Linked DNA regions of Homo sapiens: region 2 is linked to region 1. A link is an interaction called in ENCODE POLR2A ChIA-PET data of the cell type or tissue named here. Cell type or tissue: A673. All regions are shown on one strand.

Evidence for each region. ChIA-PET counts read pairs that join two places held together with the same protein. Peaks named below come from ENCODE experiments on the same cell type or tissue, not always from the same donor. Only the 100,000 strongest peaks of a DNase experiment are listed, where the experiment ranks them.
Region 2: POLR2A ChIA-PET joins it to region 1 with 13 read pairs; 1 of 35 experiments calls an interaction of 5 or more read pairs at or near these places.

Annotation. Positions count from the first base shown.
Region 1 is chr12:16,725,830-16,728,329 of GRCh38, reverse strand. No RefSeq gene overlaps it. Among named protein-coding and RNA genes, the nearest start is that of LMO3, 120 kb to the right of the region's middle. In A673, no CTCF peak of the experiment used is centred here; DNase peaks (open chromatin) are centred at 1,269, 1,919 and 2,009; H3K27ac peaks cover 2,444 bases.
Region 2 is chr12:17,214,852-17,217,351 of GRCh38, reverse strand. No RefSeq gene overlaps it. Among named protein-coding and RNA genes, the nearest start is that of LINC02378, 370 kb to the left of the region's middle. In A673, a CTCF peak has its summit at 1,416 (motif pointing left); DNase peaks (open chromatin) are centred at 971 and 1,401; H3K4me3 peaks cover 446 bases; H3K27ac peaks cover 2,142 bases.

The sequences.
Region 1 (2,500 bases):
GATGTTACTTGTAACTTTTGCTTAAGATAACAGCTGGCCCCATTATTATTGTAAATAAACAAGCTACCTCGGCCTTTAAAAGTGTTCAAGAACACAATTATATTTTTTTAATATAAGACATGGTCATCAATGGACTGCACTTTAATATATAGTCTCATTGAGCTTTTTAAACACTGGAAAAGCCTTATTTTGGTAACTACATTTTTTAAAATTTAAAATCTGGCTACTAGAGCTTCAAAAATGCTGAGCTTCAAAAATGCTGCCAAGATGTATATGGTAATGTTGTTATCTTTAAAACAATACAATCACCAACAGGATCCAACCTTAGCTTTCTTTCTGAGAATACTTTTCCCAAAGCTAAGGTAAAAGAGAAACTTCTTTTTTAATTGATGAATTATAAATGTATAGCAGGTGAACCATAATTGTTTAAACATCATTTTTTGAGAGTAGCTGTCTTAGTCAGCTATCCTCTAGAACATAAAGAAATGACTTGATAAAGCTGTTCATGTAGAGTTTGAGCTGTAGCTGAATCATTGCCTTCTAATTTATGGTAAATAATTTATTTTTATTTGAGCAGAAGACACTTTACCAAGGTTTAGGTAGCAATAAATAGCAATGAGTACCTGGAGGTACAGAGGTAGCCTTGAAAGGTTTAGAATAATGCCTTAATTATAACTATTTCTGTTTCTTTTCTACTTAATCCTTCAAAAGCAACATATATTTTACTTTTCTATTATCTTAATATTCTTCCATTCATAAATATAAATTGAGTACCAGGTTTGAGACAGGTACCGTACTAGGCACTGGGTATGCGCGAATGAACAAAATGAGGCAAAACTTCTCATCTCGTGGAACTCACCATTTAGAGGCACAAGACAGATATTTTTAAAAATAAATCAATAATTAAATCATAGGGTATTTATAGGATGATGAGTGCCAAGGAGAAAAACAAAGATGGGGAAGTCCTGGGGAAAGTTAGGATGCTATATTCAAAGGCTGGTAAAGACTTTACTGAGAATGTAACACTTGAGCAGAGCCATGAATGAGGTGAGGGAAAGATTCATTTAGGTTCCTGAGGGAGAAGGATTTTAGGTAGGTTTTTTACATAGTTACATTTGGTCAAGGTTGCTTCACCCAAAGAAATTTTATACTTGCTTCTTTTTTTTTTTCTTCCCAAGAGAGCTAAACTTAGGAATGTGAAGTGTCATATGAATCCTCTAGACTGTGAACTCCTTGACGAGAGGAACAATGTCTTATTCACTTTTTCTACCCTCAGAGTCTGGCTCAGTGCCTGGCATAATAAACATTCAGTGAGAGCAGCAAAAAGAGAATGGAGGATAAAAAAAATTCATACAGACAAACACAGTAATTCTGCCTTCAACCCAGATTCCCATCTCCAGTTTTTACATTTTTCAGATAATCATTATATTTACATAATCAATATGATAATCTGTTTATAGTTTAATTTCCCATTTTTAAATATAAGAAGTATAATTAAAGTGACTTCACCCCAGATCACTTGTTTCTTCTTTATTTTGATTATGTTCTGCTTGTCAGGCAAAGGAGAGCTGGAATCAAATTGTGTTGCCATTAAGCTCTGTACTACAGGCTTTTTTCCATATTCCTTAGTATGATCTCTTGAAAATTCATTGAATGCTATGAGTATGTGAGTATGTACATCTCTATCACAGCCCCATATCTGCCTCCTTCATAGATCTTATCACAATCTGAAATTATCTTGTGTTTTCATTTCTTTACACGTATATTGAATTGCCAGTCTTTCTGACTCCAATGGAAGTATTATGAAGCTTCATGTTAAACCCTGACTTTAAGGACTTTTCACATAGTAGACAGACAACAGATATATCTGGAAGGAAAGAAGGAAGAAAGGAAGGAAGGGAGGAAGGAAGGAAGGAAGGAAGGAAGGAAGGAAGGAAGGAAGGAAGGAAGGAAAGAAGGAAGGAAGGAAGGGCTGTAAAAATAAAAGGCAACAATATATCTACCCTAGGAGCCTATTTTCTTTGTAGACTATGTTATAATTTATTTGAAGACTTTCAATGAAAGTAATAAGGTTCTTAAGTGATTTTAAAACACGTATAGTTGGCCAAAGCCCAGTTTCATGAAAATAAATGGTTAGATGAAAATGTTTACATGTATTTTTCTCAAAATGTGCACACCTGTAAGGCTTTGCTAACTAATAAGCAGACATACTAGTTCACTCACTAAGAAAAAAGTAAAATTACATATATCCATTTGTATTAACAAGCTTGGGAAAAATGAATTTAGTTGTTAACTTTCTAATCTGCTTTTGGATTTTTGAGATACATAATAAAGACATTAGTAATAAGAAATATTATTTATCAAGTAGTTCTAATCTAGCAAATTTATTTCATTAATACTTTTAATCAATACTTTATTATCTTTCCACATTGGACTTTTTTATTTAAGCTACCATCACATTTTTAAAATATCCCTAAAATTATTCATTTAAGATATATTT
Region 2 (2,500 bases), 490 kb before region 1:
AAAACAAAGGAAAGATCTCAATAGCAATAGGCAAATGTCTTCGGGAGTTATTTTTTATATAGTCACTCTTTCTGGATATAAACACATTCTTGAGTTACCAACAATTCATAAATTATGTATGCCACAGAGCTAAAATAAGGCAACAGTCTAGAGTGGTAGATCCTGTAATCTAACCATTATGATAAATGGACATCATTGTATTATAAAGGATGTCTGTGTTATTGAATATACAGCATGAAGACACAAAAGTTTATCTTTCAAAAAATCCTAAGTTTCAAATCAAAGAGAAGATTATAGGCTTGACTCTTAAAAAATTCTGGTGCCAGTGACTTGACATCCGATGAAGTACTGCGTTTAAAATTACGTGAAATAAGAACAATGAAAATACAAAAATTTGATATGGCTTCAGCTATGTCAAGGTTCTTATTTAACTCTGGGCTTCATGAAGTCTGCTCTGTTTATGGACAAAGCTTTCTGGCAAGCGAGATGGCAACTAAATGGTAAATATGGTGTTCTTTGTAGAAAGCCTTATTATCATTGACCAACTATATAAAGAGTTTATGTGCTCATCACATCATGGCACAGATGCAAATCAACATTTCAAAGAGCCAGAGTCATTGTTCTCTGACGTTGCCCAGTTCAGACCATCATTCAAGCAAAAGAAATGAGACAGCTTAAGGGGTTCGACAATTTTCAACATCACAGTCGATTCCAAAGATGGTGTCTGCTCTAACAAAGATCTGGACGTCATTTTAGCCAGTGCATTGATTGTACTCAAAGAGCCACAGTGCTGCCCTCGGCTGTGGCTATGAGATAAGAATTCTGGTTAATAAGAACAGTTCTAGGACAGGCACAAATGAGATTACAAGACAGAGGCCCAAGTTGTGCCAAAACTCAAGCTGACGGTTTTGTCTTCAGCTGTCACAGATGGGATGGCTTAAAACATGCATACCACATCATCTTTAAAAAATTGTGAGAAAAAAAAAGGTTTTCAAGGACAAAATGTTTTAAAATGACAGAGAATTTGGACTTAGAGAAAAAGACCAGAGAACTAAACCTATTACAAAACTGGCACATTACAGTGCAGGATTTTGGCAGGACATATTTATAACAGATTTCATGCAGGGGATGGAATCCAAAAACTACTCCTCCCCTAATTATGAACTGAATTTGCCCCTCTTTAAAAAAAAAAACAGAAGAAGAAATAAAAAATAACTTTATTTTTGGATTACATGGAAATTTGAGAGAAATCAGCCCAGCAGGATAGATTACCAACTGGAAAATTTGGAAGGAATGTATGGTCTGGGATTTCGGGCTCCAAGCTGGTGGACTCTGAATTTGTCACAGAGGTTAGTTCTGTCTCCAAAGGGGAGCCAGGCATACTGTACAAGAGTACCCCCTGTTGGTTGATTGGCCAGAGAACATTGGCAGTGCCTGCTGTGGCAGCTGCTCATTTAAACTTCTACCCTGAAATTTGCTGAAAGAAAAGCAAGAAAGATTTGAAAGAAGGAGCAGGGAGGAAGGAAGCAGGAAGGATGCTGTAACAAGGGAAGGCAAGGATGCGGTTTTCCTTTCATTCTTTTGTTAAGGTCAAAAAATAACGGAGATTATGAAAGATAAGGGACAACACTGTGAATAAATCGCACCGAAAGGCATTAAATCATTGCGAATGCCAATGTGTTCAAATTGTGGCTTTTGTTACCATAATTGTAACTTTGAATTATTACAGTGCAAGTCAAATTATCGCCCTTCTCCAAAAACAGTTTTGCCAAGTGATTCAGAGGTCATGGAATATATTTTTATGCACAAAGACAATAATATTATTTTATATTTCTCAGCGATTCAGGGAGGGTCGGAAAAATTCCTCACCCTTTTCAACACTCAATGAATGTTAAAAAGCAAGCTGAAAATTAACAGAATTCTAAGAGAAGTACAGCTACCCATGAAAAACATGACTGTGACCACAAGATAATTCTATATTGGACCTTGCACTTTTGGTCAGTCTGAAGCTGAATCAGATATAAAAGGAGACCTCGAAAGAAACAAACAAAAACAAAATAACTCCATGGTGAGTGCTTACTGATACCCTCTGGAGTCTAGTCCTGCTGTTTTAATTTCAGCAGTAACGTGCAATTGTAATGAAAATAATTCTACCATAAGAAATCTAAACAGTTCTGTGCTGAGATGGAGCATTAGCAAATGCTGGTAGAGTCTGAGTCAGATTTGCTGTAATCTTTACAGAGAGGATACACTGGGGTTCTAAAAGGTTAATGAACCACTTGTGGTAGACCTTTCCTTCACATTTTAACTCTGTTTTATTCCTGATAGAACCATTAACTTCTACACTAACCTTTCTACTTGTTACTATTACACACATTCTAGCCACTAAAGCTTTCTATTGATTTGTGCCAGTGAGGTTTTGTAAAATGTAGCTTTAAATACATGGTTTCTGCAATTGTGTTAGCATCAGCCAGTGTGTGTGAAGACGAAGATTAATTCT